2 separate regions of the Mus musculus genome follow, and region 2 is linked to region 1. The links are chromatin loops, found by intact Hi-C in ENCODE. Cell type or tissue: left cerebral cortex. All regions are shown on one strand. Links, peaks and the distances in the headings refer to the core of each region. The heading gives the core; the rest is flanking DNA.

Region 1 (10,174 bases), core at 651-8,650:
CTAGGCTCTTCAGTATGAATTCTAAGATGTACAAGAAATAGGTAATGATATTGAAAAGCTTCTCTGTATTCCTTACATCGAAAGGGCTTCTCACAAATGTGGATTCTCTGATGAATTCTCAGGGCTCTTCCATGAACAAAGTCCTTCCCACACTCCTTACACTGAAAGGATCTCTCACCAGAATGAATTTTGCAATGCTGTCAAAGGTTTGAACAATGAGTAAAAGCTTTCTCACACTCATTACATTCCTATGGTCTCACACTAGCATGAAAAGTCCTATGTTGAACAAGGCTGGAATCACACTGGAAGGACTTCCCACATACCTTACATTCAAGGGGTATTCTGCTTCTATGAATGATTTTATTGTTCTTAAGCTGGCTGGGAAAATAAAAAGCCTTTCCACATTCTTTACACTCAAAAGGTCTCTCACCACTGTGAGACTTCTGATGATGAATGAGAAGTGTGTTAAGTCTAAAGAACTTCCCACATTCTTTCACAGGGTTTCTTTCCAGTGTGAGGACTCTGATGTTCAGTAAAATTTGACCTTCATTGCAATAAAACCCCACTTTCCTTTCACTCCTAGGGTCTCACATCAATATGAGTAAGCCGATGTTCGCTAAGCTGGTACTTATGTCTGAAGACTGACCCACACACCTTACACTTGGAAGATTTCTCTTCAGTGTGAGTTTTCTGATGCTCAGACACGCCTGAAGCCTGAAAGCCTTCCTACTGTATTAAAGGGTTTCTTACCAGTATGAATACGCAGGTTCTGAACAAGGTATGGGCCAGTACAAAATTTCTTTCCACATTCATTACATTTGAAATGTTTTTCACCATGAGATTTCTGAAGTCCTGTAGCTGTTAGGGGAGTCTGAAGGCCTTCCCACACTCCTTACACTGAAAGGGTCTCTTATCAGAATGAATTTTCTGATGTTGCATAAGGTATGAACAACATTTAAAGGCTTTCCCACACTTAACTACTCTCATATGGCTTCACATCAGCATGAATAATCCTACGTGTAACAAGGGTGGAGACTCGGTTGAAGGACTTCCCACATTCCCTGCATTCAAATGGTTTTTCACCTGTATGAATGGTTTTATGGTACTTGAGCAGGTCAGGAAGATGAAAAGCCTTTCCACATTCATTACACTCGAAAGGTTTCTCACCACTGTGAGACTTCTGATGCCTTGTGAGCTGTTGGGGGAGTCTGAAGGCCTTCCCACACTCCTTACATTCATAGGGCTTCTCTCCAGCATGAACACTCTGATGCTGAGTAAGAGTTGAACTACAATCGAAGCACTTCCCACACTGTTTACATTCATATGGTTTTTGTACGCTGTGAGCAAGAGTCTGGCAGGTGTAAGGAGGCACTCCTTCCTTCTTAGTAATCTGCTGGCCAGCATCTCCTTCCTGACAGCCCTGCAGTCCTTGGAATGTACTACATTTAGGGCCATCACTAAACCTGGAGCCCCTAAAGTCAAAAGTTTTACTTGATTGTCTTATGTTCTGTTTGGGTGAATTTCTATTATAACTATGATTTTCCAGAAATAAATTTTCAGCATCATAACCTGCCTCCAAATCTGAAAGAAAAGGACAAAGCAAGAATACTTCATTTTCCTGTAACATACAAACACATATTTTCCTGTAATATAACGTCCATTAAATGAACAGCCAGACTCTAAAGTATTTTCTGAGAAGCTGTATGGGAGCACGGAGAGCAGCAGTAAGGAAAGTTTATGTAAGAAGGTACTCTTTACAGTAGAACAGGTTGGAAATGGGACAATATGTCTGTTTAACAAGATTATAACTAACTGTTTTAAAATAATTGTACATGCTTATTTTCATACTATTTGAAATACAAACTGTTAGCAATCAGACATGTGCACCAGCCTGCCAACAGGGACCCAGCTGCAGCAGCTTCTGGCATCACGCAGAGCCACCTGGTCCTCAGAGTATGTCAGGTGCAGCGCATAAAAGGTACAACCAACAACCAATGCAGAGCTCTTTCTTTCTCTCTGTCTCTCCCTCCCTGCCCCCATTCTCTCTCTTTCTCAATCATTGTCTTGTTCATATTCTCTCTCCTGCTTTCTCCCTCTCTATCTGAATCCATGTCCCCAGTCTGAGACAGCCTTTCACTCTCCCCAATCCTCCAATGAACCTCTTGATCAATTGTGTGGTGTCATTTTTTTAGTGACACACCTTGGCACAGGCCTGTCAAATGTACTCAAACCTTGCCATTTTATCCTAATACAAACCCTTGTGTAAAGGTTTTTGAACCAGATCATGAGAGAAAAAAAAAAAGACCTATACCACAAAAATACATATCTGTCATGTTATACAAAAACTGGCCTGGACTTGGAATTCTTTAAAAATAAAAAAATTAAAAAGGAGGTAAAAAAACTGTCATGGTGGTGGTGGTAGTGGTGGTACACAACTGTAATTCCATCAAAAAGAAGCCAGTGGTGGAAGCATCATGAATTCCAGATCATCTTGGATTATATAAGAAGACTCAGTGTGAGAAAACACAAAAACAAGTTAAAAGGAAGATACAATTCCCCAGTCTCATCCCAGCTCTGTAGCAGATCACCTGCTTGGCCTCTCCTTCTTTCCTGCCCCATCTCCAGCCCATCACATTGATCTACACCTCCAACCATCCCTTTCTGTATTCACTGCTTTAGCCCAGCCCCCAACTATGAAACAGGTAGGCGGGCCTACTGCAGATCTTCACCTCTCTTTCAGCTCTTCCAAGTCAATCTCCAGGCTCATCCCCAGCTCTGTATCAGACCATCTAATGTCGCTTCTCCTCACCCTGCCCCTGTTTCCAAGGGACTAAGCAGATTACTAGTAGAAGACATGCTTTCTTCCTTCCTTTGGACCCCTCAACATCCCTCTCCTAGTGCATCCCTATTTCTAAGTGTCAGCTGCCAATACCAAGAAATACATTTTACCTGTGACTCCCAGTGTCCACATCATTCAGGATTCCACAAGAATTTTCTCCCAAGTAACACATGGCTACCACACTCTCCTAAGAACCAGAGAGGACAACAAAAAACCAAGGAACAAAAGACCCACCTACAAAGATATGACCAGACACTTAGATATAATGTTTCCAAAGGCAGATGCTGAAATTTCAGTGAAAACACACAATAAAAGTTAGGACAGTATGTGTGCAACCCTACAGCAGGCCCTGGGTATTGTAACATAGCAGAAGCACAGGAAAAACATTAAAATAGATTTTTATAAACGTGAATGAAGTCATTAAAAAGGAAGAAATCCCCTAATGAAAATACAAACAATGGAAGGAAGAGAATGAAACAGTTCAAGACCTTAAAGCAGAGTTAGAATCAATAAAGAAAGCCAAAACTCAAATACATCTGGAAATGAAAACCTTAGAAACTCAAGCAGGAACCTCAGAGGCAAGCCTCACCCACAGAATATAAGAGATGCAAAAGAGAATCCCCGGTACTGTAGACACAATAAAACACATGAATATCATGCTCAAAGAAAATGATAACTCTCAAAAAGTTCCTGTACAAATCATCCAGGAAATCTGGTACACAATGGAAAGACCAAAGCTATGAATAAGACTAGACGAAGGAGAAGAAACCCAGGTCAAAGACACAGGAAATACTTTTCAACAAAATCATAGAAGAAAATTCCTGTAGTCTAAAGAATAAGATGCCTATTATGGTACAAGGACCAGCAGAACACCAAATAGACTAAACCACACAACAAGGTCCCCTCAGCACATAATAATCCAAACACTAAACATACGGGACAAACAAAGAATATGAAAAGCCACAAAAGACACAGACCAAGAATAAAGGTATACTCATTAGAATTATACTTGGCTTCTCAATGGAGGATTGAAAATTCAGAAGAGAAAGAACACATACTTTACAGACTCTGAGGGACCACAGATGCCAGCCGAAACTATTACTGCCAGCAAAGCCTTCTATTGCCACAGATGGAGAAAATAAGACAGCCCATCACAAAACCAAACTTAAGCAATAGCTATCTACAAATCCAGTCTTTAAATAGGCAGTGGAAGAACAATTCCAACTAGAGAGATTAGCCATACTCAAGAAAATACAAGGAATAAATAGTCGCAGACCACCAAATCAAAAGAGACACACCTAGACACACCCACCACCACCACCATTTAAAAAAAAACAACAAAGAACAAAACAGGAATCAACAAACACTTCTCATTCATGTATATCAACATCAATGGTCTCAATTCTCCAATTAAAAAGATGCAAACTGAGAGAGCATGGTGATGCATGCCTTTATGTCCAGCACTTGAGAGGCAGAAGCAGGTAGATCTCTGAGATTGAGACCAGCCTGGTCTACAAACTGAGTTCCAGCATAGCCAGGTACAGAAAACTGTCTGAGAGAGAGAGAGACAGAGACAGAGACAGAAACACAGAGAGAGACAGAGACAGAGACAGAGAGACAGAGGGAGGGAGGGAGGGAGGGAGGGAGGAAGGAAGGAAGGAAGGAAGGAAGGAAGGAAGGAAGGAAGGAAGGAAGGAAGAGAAAACTGGGCTGAAGAGATGGCTCAGCAATTAAGAGCACCGACTGTTCTTCAATTCCCAGCAACCACATGGTGGCTCACAACCATCTGTAATGAGATCTGATACCCTCTTCTGTTGTGTCTGAAGAGAGCAATGGTGTACTCATATACATAAAATAAATAAATAAATAAATAAATAGATATTTTTTAAAAACATAGAAGAAAATTTCTCTGACCTAAAGAGATACCTATAAACATAGAAGAAGCTTACAGAACACCAAATAGATTCCACCAGAAAAGAAAATCCCTGTCCCTCCCCCCCACACACACATAATAATCAAAACACTAAATGTACAGAACAAAGAAAGAATATTAAAAGCTGCAAGGGGAAAAGGCAAAGTGTCATTTGAAGGCAGACCTATCAGAATTACAACCCACTTTTTAACAGAGCCTATAAAAGAATGAAGGGCCTGGACAGATGTCTTGCACTCTCTAAGAGACCACAGTTGCCAGCCCAGACTTCTATACCCAGCAAAACTTTCAGTCACCATAGAGGGAAAAAACAAGATAGTCCATGACAAACCAGATTTAAACAATATCTATCCACAAATCCAGCCCTACAGAAGATACTAAAACAAGCTTCAATACATGTAAATTAATCTAAATTATGCACATGAAGTTTGAAAATCAGAATTAAATTTAAAATCAAGGACAGATAACTGTATGGCAATATATTAATTTCCCTGTTCCTAGGACAAATAGCTGAGAAAGCAACAGAAGGAAGGGAAGGTTTATTGTTGCTCTTGATTCTAGTGTTCAGTCCTTCACTGTAAGAAGAGGTCATGGTCGGAGGAGTTTGGGGCTGATGGTCACACGGTAGTAGCAAGGGGAGAGTGACATGCTCATTTTCAGCCAGCTTTCTCCTTTTATGTAGTCTAGGATACCGATTTCAAGATGTGTCTTCTCACCTCACTTAACCTCACATAGATCATCCCTTACTGACACATCCAGAGGCTGACTCATCTAAGAGATCCTCGTAGTCATGGTTTGAGGCTCCTCTCCCAGGGGATTCCAGATCCTGCCAAGCTGACAATATCACAAACACATTTCCTAAGATACTGGAAACTTGAACATGTATGAGCACTAAAATAACTGAAATCATATAATGTTTGAGTCATTCCTTTACAAAATATAATTTTCTGCTATGCGCCAAGTGATAAAAATTGCAGGTGTGAACATTGTCAGACCAAAATGAAGTCATTTATATCAGACTCTGGCTAGATGGAACCTCAAGGTTGAGAAAGGAGTTTGTAGCCATGTGTTGAGAATTCCTCCTTTCCCTTCTACCTTTCTGACTTTACACTCACCTCTTCTAATTCTATTTCATGTGAGTGAGCCATGCCTCTCCACAGTAGAGACAGATTTCCATCCTGTGTGGATTTTATGTGTGTGTGTTTTCTAGTTGGTTGGTTGGTTGGTTTGTGTTTTGTTTCTTTCAAGATTGGGTTTCTCTGTATATCCTGGCTGTCCTGGAACTTTCTCTGTACGCCAGGATAGCCTAGAATTCAGAGATCTGCTACATCTGCCTCCCAAGTGCTGGGATTAAAGGTGTGTACCACCACTACCCGGCTGGGTTGTTTGTTTTAAATAATGTCAGACCTGAATCTACTGAATATGAAGCATGCCTACTATAATTAGTGAGCCTGGGTTGCTGCCTTTCCTCCCCATCAATGCTTAACTCTCTCTAAATCCCACGAAGTCATGGATGGCCTGTAACTACAATATTAACTGAGGGAACGTTGTTCATTCCATTCCTTTCTTGTCTTTCTTGTCTTTCTTGTCTTTCTTGTCTTTCTTTCTTTCTTTCTTTTTTTCTTTCTGTCTGTCTGTCTGTCTGTCTGTCTTCCTTCCTTCCTTCCTTTTTTTTTTTGTGTGTAGTGTGCATGTTGCATGTGTGTAGGAGACTGGCGAGCTTGACTCATGCACTAGCAAAAGACCAATAAGACAAAAAAAAAATGGCGAAGCAAATGAAAATTAAAGTTCACAAAAATACTACTGAGTCATTTTGTATTGACCAACTACTCCTGGGTATGTGATCATGCTGCTGTTGGTTGTTATGCCCAGTCTGACTGTGTGTGCTCATGTGCACATGCATTTTTTGTGTTTTGTGATTCTGTGAGTTAATATCTCATGTGTGTTTTAGGGGTAAAAAATAGGCATCTAATCCCATGTAGCTGAGTTGGTATATGTTGTGAGCTACAGGATGTGGGTGCTAGGTGCTCTAACCACTGAGAAATCTCTCCAAGTGCAAAATAAAATTGAGTCTCAGACACTGGACAAATGTCTCAAGTGTTATGTGCATTTACTGTTTTTCCAGTAGATCTGCATTCAATTCTCAGTACCAACATCAGGTGTCTCTCAACTGTCTTAACTGCAACTCCAAGGGATCTGACTGACTCCTTCTTTTTTTTTTAAGATATATGTATTTATGTATATGAGCACACTGTAGCTGTACAGATGGTTGTGAGCCTTCATGTGGTTGTTGGGAATTGATTTTTTTAGGACCTCTGCCCGCTCCGGTTGGCTCCGCTTACTCCAGCCCAAAGATTTATTTATTATTATACATAAGCACACTATAGCTGTCTTCAGACACACCAGAAGAGGGCATCAGATCTCATTATGGGTGGTTGTGAGCCACCATGTAGCTGCTGAGATTTGAAATCAGGACCTTCAGAAGAGTAGTCAGTGCTCTTACCCAATGAGCCATCTCACCAACCCTGACTGACCCCTTCTAGGCTCTACCTGCACACACTCATATGGTATGGACTTACATAGAGGAACAGCTGACCAAAAAAGGAAAGAAAGAAAGAAAGAAAGAAAGAAAGAAAGAAAGAAAGAAAGAAAGAAAGAAAGAAAGAAAGAAAGAGAAAGAAAGAAGGAAAGAAAGAAAGAAAGAAAGAAAGAAAGAAAGAAAGAAAGAAAGAAAGAAAGAAAGGAAAGGAAAGGAAAGGAAAGGAAAGGAAAGGAAAGGAAAGGAAAGGAAAGGAAAGGAAAGGAAAGGAAAGGAAAGGAAAGGAAAAATCTGAAGATACTTAGATACTTAGGAAGCTAGAGAGGTGCATTAACAGTTAAGAGCACTGGCTGTTCTTCCAAAGGACCCAGATTCAATTCCCAACACCCATGTGACAGCACACAACCAACTTTAATTTCAGTCCCAAGAGATCCAACACCACTTCTAATCTCTGTAGTCACAAAGTATGCTGGTGGCACACAGATATACAAACAGGCAAAACAATTACACACCAAAAAAAAAAAAAAACCCTATTTTTTTAAGAAATGTATTTTAAAAAGACAGTGACAATTCTGTTTCATACAGTACAGAGAAACTCATGTGCCTGCTCAATTTGTCTGCAGAGGCTGAAGCTGGTTATAGAAAGGGATTCATTGCTCCCTCAGTTCTCCATCTCCATCCCTGTACCAATGTCAGCAAGGAGAAAGAATGGAGGAGTGGAACAGAAGAAGGAACAAGGTGGAAGTCAGCTGGAGGAGGAAGGAGAGGAGGAGATGATCAAGTGGCCCTTACCCCAGCAATGGAGAAAGGGGACTTAGGGAATGATCACGGTTTTGGTGATTTTTGTTTTTCCTAGAACTAGACAACTTCTCTAGGAAGTTCCTTTTTAAGTTCAACAAGCAAATCATGGGGGAAATGAAACAACTTAGAAAGCAACAAGCTGCCACACCCACTCCAGTGGAGTCTCTGTGACAAGTCCAAAAGTTTGGCCACAGTCCTGAGACAAAAAGTTTCATGGAAAACTGGTCTCCTGGAGTCTTTGGCTTCACATAACATAGATGTGGTCCAGATTTGTCCTTGCAATAATCGGTGAAGGTTTTAGCATGCTTTCTTTCAGTATTGTTTTATTATAAGTACCTCAAAGGAATGATTTAACAAATAGCTAAGTTAGATTGAACATTGCTTCCTGGCCTCCACCAGTGTCCCAATATCCTAGGCAATCGTTGAGCCGACTTTGGGCTTTGGATTTCTTAAGAATGTTACTATTTAGATGAAATGCCTCCAGTGCTGATAGAGAGATAGTGAAAGAAATCAGGCATAGCAGTTTACTGGATAAGAGTTAGAAATCTCAGGGCAAGTTCAACAAAGTAAACCTAGAATTCTCATTACAGCTCTCTCTCCCTTCTCCCCTCTCTCCATATGGCCATGGCTGGCCTCTCTCCCTCTTTCTACCTTCTTTCTTTCTCTCTGCCTTTCTACAATAAAGCTCTAAAACCATAAAAAAAAGAATTCTCATTACAATCATGTATGTCAGACTAAATTACGCAATAGTAGAAAGAAGAAAGAAGGTGAGTTGTGGTTTACGAAGGAACTAGAGTACTTAGAATAACAGCTGAGTTACTCCCACATGCAAGAATTTACAATGGCCTAGGGAGAAGGTGGATTATACAATAGACTAGAATTGGAACTATGGCTAGGGCTTAAAGTTCTTGCCCCTGGCTTCTAAGAATAAGCTGAACTTAGGTAGGGCTGATTTTTATCTCAGTTGTAAACACTACCTGGTTCCTGTTAACTTTTATGTATGCATTTCTCTGTTTTGTGCCATTATGCATCGATGACTTAAATGTACCTTGGCTAATGTGTTTTCTTCCTCCTTGTTTTCTTCTGTAATATAAGTCTGATGCTCACTTTGAGAAATTACATTCAGATCCAACACTCTCTTGTGTTCATGTCTGTTTGTCACTCGCTGACTCCTTGCCCACCTGATTTCTCCCCCAGGTTGAGGGACCAACTGAGTCCAGCCCGTGGCAACAAGCAAGATAGTTCTGCTACATATTACAGCAATATAAACAAGGGAGTGAGATGGCTCAGCAGATAAAGGTGCTTGCAGCCAAGCCCGACAGCTCAAGTTCCATCCCTGGCACCACATGGAGGAGGAGAAAGGACAACTCAGGAAGTTGTCCTCTGATCTACACACATGGGATGAGGCACACAGAAACACAACACACACACACACACACAGATATACACACACACAGAGAGAGAGAGAGACACAGAGAGACACAGAGACACAGAGACAGAGACACAGAGATGGATACCTGCTTTTAAAAGGAGATGGGCCAGACATGGTGATGCATACTCACTTAACAATCTCATCACTCAGGAACAAGGCAAGAGAATCAGGAGTTTGAAGCCAGCCTGGGCTAAATAAACTCTGTCTCTAAAAACTTCAAATAATAGTGAAACAATAGTAATACTAATTATAAAAATATAAGAAAACACATGGAAACCTATTAAAAGTGAACAGGATACATGAGAATTCACACATAAAGTTATACTCTCTATATGTACATACTATGCATGATGATAGAAGCACAGTTAGTGAGTCTGGAAGGCCCTGCAATCTCAGCATCCCAGATCTGGAAATATTGAGGCAGGAGGACCAGGAGTTCAAGGCCAGCCTGAACTACAAGGTAAAACCTGTCTAGAGAGAAACAAACAAACAAACAAACAAAGTATGGTTCCTAGCACCGAACTGAATGACTCACAACTGCCTGTAACTTCAACTCCAGGAGATAGAACACCATCTTCTGGAATCTGTACTCATGTGCAGAGACCATACACATAAGCATACATACAAACAATT
Region 2 (10,174 bases), core at 810-8,809, 450 kb before region 1:
GTCTCCACAGGCTCATATGTTTGAATGCTTGGTCCCCAGTTACTAGAACTGTTTGAGAAGGATTAGGAGGGGTGTCACTGAGGGTTGGTTTTGAGGTTTCAAAAGCCCATGACAGCCCGGCTCCCCTTGAAAGATCCTGATAGAATGTAAAAGTCACAGAAGCCCTGAAATTGGCAAGATAGATTTCATTGTTAGCAGAACTAGCTTCACTAGTTTAGGAACATAGAGGTGCACAATGCCCTGGCCACTCCTTGAACCTGTGTGTCTGCCAATGTTTTGACCTTTCCTTGACCCATGTGTGTACCCACCGATGAAGCCCATTGCCAGGTGTTTGTGATATTGGTTGCTGAGAAAGACTCAAAAAATCTCCCCAGCAACCACAGCCCGGCCAATCCTGAGTTGCTACACCTGCACCAGACTCTTTCCTTGGACCCCTCCCATACCCATTTCTTGAGAATAGACATTGTTTAGATCTGGAAATCCCCTACTCCACCCCCTTCTCCTTTCTCCCCTGAGGGCCTATAAAAACTGGGACCCCTTTTCCCTCGAGGTCGACTCCTCTACCCCTGCGTGGGATACGAGTCATCCCCAGAGCTCTGGCTTTCCCCGAATAAAGCCTCATGTGGTTTACATCAAGCTTGGTCTCTCGTGAGTTCTTGGGTGTCCGCTATTGTCCTGAGGCCTGAGCAAGAGGCTCCTCTTGGAGTCTTTCACCCTCTGTGGGGCAATGGGCTATGCACAGACAGCCTCCAGTCGAGCTGAGGTGTGGAATCCCAGTGAATCCTAGTGGTGATCATTTTCACCTACATGGGACGGAAGGCGTTCCCTCATGTCTCCTGGACCCCTAGCTCCTGTTGAAGTTACCACAGCCCCCACAACCCCCACAAGAGAAGCATGTGGCTAGCAGTCATACACAATGATGTTCCAAGCTTCTGACCTTCAGGCTAGACTCCTTCCAGTTAAGATAACATGCCCACTATAAGAGGGGCTGTTTGGCTCCTCCTTGCTTTCTGTAGTGGCTATTCCTGGTTGTCGACTATATTTGGAATGAACTACAATCCAGAATTGGAAGGCTCACCAGTGACCCTAATCTGGAGGCTTGGAGATAGAAGTTTCTGATCTGGATCTTGGTATGGAGATCTTGAGGTATAGTGGCTATGGATTACAGAAGATTAAATCTCTGAGCTCAAGGTCATCTGGGATTAAAGGTGTGGTGGAACACACCTTTAATCTGGGCTACACCTTCTGCTGGAGACAATATAAGGACATTGGAAGAAGGGAGTCTTGCTCTTGCTCCTTCGCCTGCTTGCTGTGTGAGACTGAGTAACTGCTAGATCCTTGGACTTCCATTCACAGCTACTACTGAACTGTTGTTGGGAATTGGACTGCAGACTGTAAGTAATCAATAAATACCTTTACTATATAGAGACTATCCATAAGTTCTGTGACTCTAGAGAACCCTAACTAATACACTCTCTAAGCCCTCTCCTTTCTCTAAGCCTTCACCTTTTTTACTCTCTAACTCTTTCTCTTTTTCCCTTTCTCCCTCTCTCCATATGGCCATGGCCTGTCTCTCTCTCTTTCTACCTTCTCTCTATCCCCCTGCCTTTCTACAATAAAGCTCTAAAACCATAGACTGACTCTGTTCATCAAGGCCTGCTGTGCTTGCACAATGGGATAGGCTTTCTCCTAAGGAGCCCTGCCTAATCTCTGCTCTCTTCTCATATCTCCAGGGCCAAGAGTGTCACCCCAGGGCCCCTATTACTGGAGGCTGCCCCTTGTCTACCCTCCACCGTGTGGGGTCAGTGGCTTCACACATCCAGATGCCCACCAGAGTCCTCCCACATCTGCCTGCCCAGAGCACAGGAACTCTGGTGGGACTCAGGCTCTCTACCTCCCCCCTCTTCCCTTACACCCACAGTCCCACCCCCACCCTGTTTCCTACGAATCAGGACGTAATGCTCTCAGCTACAGCTTTCTGCCATAAACAAGCCCCAAATAATTGGTTTCTTTTATCAGTTGTCTTGGTTATGGTGTTTCTTCACAGCAATAGAACAAGAACTAAGGCAGCTGCCTTCAATTTATCTTTTTCTTGTGCTAAAGCTAAGGTTCAGAGGGATTGTAGCATGCTAGACATGGGTATACTAATATGGAGATACACCCCCCAGCCCCTCCCTGGGGGGATTCTAGGCAGGGGCTCTACCCTGAGACACACCCCCAGCCCCTCACTGGGGGACTCTACCCTTGAGCCATGGCCCAATACCCATACATTATTCCTGGAAGGAGTGCCCTGGCATTTATAGCTTCTCCCTGAGGGATCACATCCAAAGATTCCTGGATCTGAAAGGGGATAGACCCATGTGAGGAGTGTGCCTACAGTGTGCAAGATGAGATGTTTATAGAGGGATAAGGAAACACTAGTAGCTAGTGCTGAGCGGTTGCTGTAACCGGTGGATTCCAGTTTCTCCATGGGAGGAATAGCATGACTCTCTCACCCAAGCTTCGAGATTGTGCTGCAAACTCACCTACATCCTGGAGTTAGCTGGCCAGAAAGTGGGGTTCCGGAGGCCAGACTGATATAGTATGAGGTCATCTCTCTGAGCAACGACTGCTTTGAATGGGAAATAGGTTAGATCATCCCATCCCACAGTATGAAGACAAGATTAACAGTAAGCTCTCCAGGAAACATGGCTTCATCTTAAAGGTCACAGAGATGACAGAAGATATTCCTGTTGAACTGTATAGTTGAAGAGTGTACGTGTAAAATGTGCGAATGCCTAACCTAGCCTGTCCTCCTTCAGGGCCAAAGGCACACAGCGTGACTGGGGCATCTCACTGTCAGCTTTTCTGATGTCCTGTTCCAATCATCCTGGAACCTGTAAGTCTCCAGTCATTATCCTAGGCCTGAAGTCACTTTGACTTTGAGGAACAAAGAGTCTTGAAGACAGATTACCAACAACCCCCACCACTAAAGCAAGAACAGCCATCTCCTGAGAACCTGTTTTTTTTTCCCTGTGATGGTGTGTATATGCTTAGCCCAGGGAGTGGCACTATTAGAAGGTGTAGCCCTGTTGGAGTAGGTGTGGCCTTGTTGGAGTAGGTGTGCCACTGTGGGTATGGGCTTTGAGACCCTCCTTCTAGCTGCCTGGAAATCAGGATTCTGCTAGCAGCCTTCAGATGAAGATGTAGAACTCTCTGCTCTGCCTGCACCATGCCTGCCTGGGTGCTGCCATGCTCCCATCTTGATGATAATGGACTGAACCTCTGATCCTGTAATCCAGCCCCAATTGTAACCTCTCTTGGATTCAACTAGTTTCCTTTGATGTGACACTGTCTGCCACCTGCCATGAGGCCTAACCAGTTCGCCAAGATTTTCTGCAACCTGTGAATTTGGCAACTTTCTGCTAAAAGGCTGTGCTGACAACTTAGCATCTCAACATTAAGAAATTTGGCATGGTGGGGGATGGGCCTCCCCCTCTTCTTTATAAGCACGATCCTCATTGAACCTTTGAGCCTTGAACAGACTAGCTTGTCTTGGTTTCCATTATTTCTTGACCCGCCTAGGTTCCCCCTTCTCTTTCAGCTCCGGTTGCCTCCCAGGCTGGAACCTGGACATGAGAGCCACAGGCCAGCCCCAACAATTTGGCATACCAACGCGGGGCCTGGGAATGGTAGAAGACGCTGGAAGAAACACTGCTGGGATGGAGCTCCACAGATAGGAAAGAATTAACGTTGTGTTGGTTTGTTGTCTGTGTTTCGTCCCTTGTTTCTGAAGCATGGTGCAGTCTGAGTTTGGATCCACCTGAGTTTGGTTTCTCTGGTATTTATATAGGCAATGGGGTTTTCTGAAATGTGCACTTGGTATTTGCAGCTGTCCTTTCGGACCGTAAGGACCGGAGAACTATGGTCAGCAGATGTGCTAGGAAGACTGCTGCCACCCTGGGGGACACCCTGGGAAGTGGGGAGAGCCAGGGACCCCTGGTAGTCTCCCGAGATCCGTTGGTCAGAGAGACAAAGTTCTGAAGTGGAAGCTTACCCTTCCAAAATCGCCTAATTCTTTTGCCTGCTTGTGGAGGACGAGAAAGGTTCGAGTGTGTCTGGATCGGTTGGTCTCTGTTTTGTGTATTTTTGTGTATGTGTTTAGAGCTATGTGAAAATCTAGAGAAGTGAAGGTAATTCTCATAGGTGCCTTATACCCTGACTAGAGATAGTTACACATGAGAGAACAGGCTTAAGAAAAGCAGTACTCTGGACTATTTGGGGATAATTTGGTGAAAGAGAAAAAGAAAAAATAAACAGTATTAATTGGCCTTTGGAGCCCTGCACCTGTAGTTAGAAGTCTAGTGTGGCTGGAGAAGCCCCTGCTAGGAACTGATGGATGTTTTTCCTACAAAAATCTCTGTGCTTGTGATTATTGTGTTTAGCTGTATACAAGGTGCTTTTTATTTTATAATTATAGCTAGAAAAAATAAAATTCTCTGATTGGTCTAAGTGTAGCCACTTCATTTGGATTTTTACTGGTAATGTGCTCTGCGTGTCTTCACAAGAGTATCAGCTCATAAGTTATTGATTAGGATTAAATAATTGTAACATTGATAACAGAAGGTTAGCATTAAATTGGCAACTCAGGCCAAAAAACTAGGCCTCTTAGGGATACTTCTAGTTGAGATAATATCTAATGTGATTCTTATCCTAGAAAGTAGAAAGATAAGATTAAAGATAAGATTTAAAACAATGTCTCTTTAATGGAGCATTAAAATTCACACTGTCATACTTTCATAGGTATAAATTGGCAGCCAAATTACATAACATGACAGTAAAGTTCCTAATATTGGTTCTAAAGTGATATATTGCTTTGAAATTGGGTATTGCTTTCCCAAGGCTGTAGATATTATTCTAACGTTGTGTAAGAAACTTAAAAATTATGGTTAAAAGTTGCCAGTGTTCCATTAACTGCAGCTGGCAGTTTGATCGCAAATTTAAGATTTTATACTCACCCATATATTGTTAGTTAAGATTATTATGAGTAATCTGCTTATGAGAGTGCTACAAAACTAGACAGAGTTATCTAGATATGTTTGTTTTTTGAATTAGACCCTTAGACAGTAGATTTTGGCTATAATTGCTGCCTGGCAAGAAACTGCAGTACAGGCAAATTTTTCTCAGCACCAAGGTTATAAAGAAGGTTAACTATAAGTAATCTTAAGAAAGACTGTCCAAAAATTAGAAGCATAGACAGATAGTCAAATTGTTCCCCAAAATCTGTCCTTATTACAGGAGGGCCAAAATGCTTGGGTTAGAAATTTTTTCTTATGTTTGAGTTAATGCAAGTTCAGAGCAACCTCAGGGAAGTTGGCACAAAATCTCCTTTGTTTCACAAACTGTGACTAGGGAAGTTCTGAGAACCTCTCCCCTCCCTGCCTTCAGGGAAAATTCCTGTTAGCTAAAAGAACATTGTTACAGATCTAGCCAGATGCTGTTCTAATAAAGTTTTAATTCAAGATTTATGAAAGGTCAATCAGGCTGTAGAATTTATTAGGACATTGCGATTTGACTTGCCTACTTTATCTAAAGTTATAGATTGAAAAGTTTGTTTTTTCTTTTGCATCTGGATAAATTGTAATGGGTTTGCTTCTAGTGAGCTTGTAACCACTGGAAAATTTTGCCTCTAGGTGTGGCTTAAATAGCTTTACCTCATGTAGAAAATTTCTTATGGACTCTCCTTCAATACAAAAAGCTAAGAGTTTGAATCTTTCAGTGTATGTTGCGCTCACCCCTCACACGATCGGATTCTTCTCAACAGCTTTATTGCAGGAACGCCTCGATGCTATGGGAACCCCGGGAACCCAGGGAGGACTGCTTATATACACCCCAGCACTGGGGAGGGCTATGTGTCCTCCTAGGATTGGTCAGTCTGCTGGCACTTTAATTTGCATGCACCTGCTCAGGAGGGGTTGGCGCCAGATTCGGGCTAGCGCCTGCGCAGAGGTGTTGTTTACAGCGATGGTGTACCGGAGACCGGCACCATCTTTTAGGCGCCGGCTGCCTACATCTCCCCCTTTTTTGTTTAATAATATGATGCTGGACTAGGTCTGGGCAAGTCTGTCCATCAGCCACGGCTCCTGTCTTAGGTCGATCCTTTCATGTCACAGCCTTACCTGTCCTAGGGTTACCCTATCGCCTCCAGGCCCCATGTCTGTGCATAAGGAAAGTTGCCTGTTACTGGATACCGTGGATCTGTGTGACTACAACTGCCAGATGACCTAGGGTGAACTCTTAATTTTTTAAAGAGGCCAGCCAAACATTGGGAGATGTGCCATCTTTAATTGCCATCAATGCTTGGTACACCACTGCCTTATACTGAGAGTGCTCTCGGTTGAATCGACACAATAGTCAGATACAAAAGACACAACCCAGGAGGACTACTGCCCCCCAGGCCAACATTCCCGCCCATTCCTTAAAAAATGAGAAGGCATTGGTGATCCAGGAGGTGAAGTCCCCCAAGGTGACAGGGTCCAGTCGAGTGCTGTTGAGTTTGGCAATCTGGAGGAGCAGCTTTCTGGACAACTGCTCTGCTTTAGCCGACCAATTTCCTACTCAGATAAGAGGTGAATCTGTTCAAGAGACTGAGAGAAATTAGCTTGTACAACTTTATACAATTCTTCAACCTGTTCTTGAACTAAGTCTATTAAATAAGAGAGAGTCCCATCTGCTTTGATATGACTGAGGAGGCATACATGACAAAATGTGGCCTCAGCTTTTGCTACAAGTGTATTCATCAGAGTTTGGAGGACAATAATAGATGTCCCAAGTGTAATTATGTTGTGGACAATATTGACCATCTCTATCCTAATTTCTTGGTGAATGAACTCATTCTCAAACAGAAGCAAAGATTTGAAGAAAAGAGGTTCAAATTGGACCACGCAGTGAGTAGCACGAATGGGCATAGGTGGCAAACATTTCAAAATCTACTATAGGCAGGAAGGTGGGAAGTTTCACAACCACACAGTATACCCTGCCAATACTCTGCTAAAAAACATGTCCTTCTGGAACTATTACAATCTATATCTCTGTTGGGGGGAGCAATTTTTGCGTCAGCCTCTCTGGTACCCAAATCGGGTGTTCTTGACCCTGTGGAAAAACACAAACAGCTCCCCTGGATCTCAAAATAACAGGATCTGGGCCATATCATTTTCCAGTTAGGACATCTTTCTATTTGACATCCTGTTTAAGGATAGGTGAGGTCATGGCATGCCTATCTGCAGCCGAACGACCATGTTCATCCAGAATTTAAAAATTTAAAAAATTTAAAAATTTAAAGTAAAGAGGGCTAAAGATAATTGTGGCCGGCCATCAGCGATTCCCCCTTTTTGTTTTTATAAGAGTTATTTTAAGGTTCGATGTGCTCTTTCCACAATGCCTTGGCCCCGTGGATTGTAGAGAAGGCCAGTAGAGTGACTAACCTGCATTATTTTGCAAAAGGTTTGGAATGATTTTGATGTATATGTGGGGCCATTGTCTGTTTTTAAACTATCTGGCCTTCCCCAAGCTGCACAGGCTTCTAGGCAATGGCCAACCACATTGCGGGATTTCTCACCGGACATGGGGGAGGCAAAAATGACATCTGAACAGGTGTCAATTGAAACATGAAAATATTTTAATCTTCCAAATGCTGAGACATGAGTAACATCCATTTGCCACGGTTTTAAAGGAAGCAATCCACGAGGGTTAATACCAACATGAGGAGGGTGGTGAAATTGTACACACTGTGGGCATTGTAACACCACATCTCGTGCTGAGGCTTGAGAGATATCAAATTTCTGCTGAAGTGTGGCAGCAGGAACATGATACAATCGATGAAAATCTTTTGCAAGCTCCAGTGGGGTGGCGTGAAAAATAAATTCCATGCAAGTGCTAGTGTCCACTAAGGCATTTCTTTCAGCCATAGGGCCTGGCAAGGTAGAGTGAGCTTGAATATGTTGAATAAAGAATTTATGTGTTCTTTTCCAAGTCAATTTTTGTAACTCTAATAAGATGGTGCACACAGGGCTGGTGGGTCTAATGGGTTCTGCAATTTCTAATGCACGCACTGCATTTACTACATAAGCTGAATCAGAGACTAGATTAAAAGATTCCTTAAAAGCTTTGAATACTTCCAACACAATTTTACATTCAGTAAGTTGTGGGGTGCCAGGATTGTATTGAAAAAGAACGGGTTTTTGAGAATTAACTACATAGGCACCAACACCTGTTTTAGAACCATCTGTATAAATATCCAATGCACCCAATATGGGTTTAGATGCTGTGACTTTGGGGAAAATCACTGGATGTTCACTAAAAAATTGTAGCAAAGGATCTTTGGGATAATGATTATCTAATTCCCCATCAAAATTACAGCACAATAGGGCCCAATCATCTATCAAAGAACTTAGGATCTGTATTTGATTAGCATTATAAGGTGTAATGATTTTCTGAGGGGGTGCTCCAAAATGTTTAATACATGATTTAATGCCCAAAATCGCTAATTGAGCTACAGCAATGGGATAATATTCAAGGGTTTTATTGGGAGACACATGAGGATAAGTCCACAATAGAGGACCTGACTGCCACAACACTCCTGTTGGTTGACGGAATGTCTTCAAAACGCATAGGAGGATGTCCTCTCCTTCTTTCCATCTATACAGCTTGGCCTTTTCTAAACACCTTTCTACCTTTTCTAATGCTACTCGGGCCTCAGGGGTGAGAGCACGAGGTGACGAAAGCTGTGGATCGCCCTTCAATATATCAAAAAGAGGGATTAATTCAAAATTTGATAGCCTCATATATGGACGAATTCAATTTATATCTCTCAACAACTTCTGGAAATCATTCAATGTTTTCAAATGATCTTTACGTAATTCTATCTTTTGAGGTGTAATAAAATGTGGAGTAATTCGAGCACCCAAGAACTCTCCTAAATTTCCCATTTGAACTTTATCAGGAGCTATAAATAATTGTTTCATTTCTAATTCTTTTACTAGCTTAATATAGGCTTCATCTGAACTTTCTTTATTCTTTGAGGCAAGAAGGACATCATCTATATAATGTACTATCCTTAATTTTGGGAATGCATTATGGACAGGTTGTAGGGCTTCTCCTACAAAAAGTTGACACATAGTAGGACTGTTGGTCATCCCTTGAGGTAAAACTATCCACTGATACTGTTTATCAGGCTCTTCATTATTTACAGAAGGAAGAGTAAAGGCAAAGCGCTCGCTATCACACAATGCAAGGGGAATAGAGAAAAAACAATCCTTAATATCAATGATTATAATAGGCCACTCTTTGGGCAAACTAGAAAGTAGGGGCAGACCCCTCTGTATGGGGCCCATAATCTGCATTTGATTATTAATGGCACGAAGATCATGCAGGAGCCTCCATTTGCCTGATTTTTTCTTAATCACAAATATGGGTGTATTCCAAGGTGACTGGGAAGGTTTAATATGTCCTAATTTCAATTGTTCCTCTACTAATTCTCTGGCAGCTACTAATTTTTCAGAGGAAAGAGGCCATTGAGGAACCCATACAGGCTCCTCTGTTTTCCAAGTAATGGGTATACCACCCTCAACGGCCCCTAGGAAAAACCCAATCCCTTTTTATCTTGTTTGAACTTTGCAGGGACTGGCATAGTCATGCCTTGTAATGACTTTCCTAACCCTTTTCCTGGAGTGTAGCCCATACTAGACATAATTTCTCGGGCTTGTGGGGAATACTCATTAGTTAGTCTAAGATACATTTTGGTTAAGACATCCCTACCCCATAGGGTCACAGGAATATCCACAATATAAGGAAAACATTTCCCTGACTTACCATCCTCATTTTTCCAAGTCAATTCCTTAGCACTTATAAGGGGAGCAGTCTCATAACCTAGACCACGGAAGCTTTGAGATGATGTTTGTGAGGGCCACTTTGATGGCCAATCATGAGTGGAGATAATACTGCGATCTGCTGCACCTGTGTCTAACAACCCCAGAAAGGATCGTCCTTCAACCTCCAAAGTTAACATGGGGCGATCTCCTAATTCCATTGATAAGAAAGTGAACCTAGAACCTGTAGAACCTAGTCTACTCTCTCCTCTTATTTTATTATTTGCTGGAAAATATTTATGCAAACTTGGCAACAGTAATAATTGAGC

The links. A loop is a pair of places that touch in the nucleus more often than their neighbours do. Peaks named below come from ENCODE experiments on the same cell type or tissue, not always from the same donor. Only the 100,000 strongest peaks of a DNase experiment are listed, where the experiment ranks them.
Region 2: it touches region 1 in a loop (6-fold over the local background); 2 of 42 quality-filtered maps call a loop at or near these places.

Annotation. Positions count from the first base shown.
Region 1 is chr7:27,784,896-27,795,069 of GRCm38, reverse strand. It overlaps the pseudogene Gm29810. Among named protein-coding and RNA genes, the nearest start is that of Zfp626, 17 kb to the left of the region's middle. In left cerebral cortex, for the core only: no CTCF peak of the experiment used is centred there; DNase peaks (open chromatin) are centred at 1,304 and 5,607.
Region 2 is chr7:28,232,451-28,242,624 of GRCm38, reverse strand. It overlaps the pseudogene Gm18672. Among named protein-coding and RNA genes, the nearest start is that of Eid2, 30 kb to the left of the region's middle. In left cerebral cortex, for the core only: no CTCF peak of the experiment used is centred there; no DNase peak of the experiment used is centred there.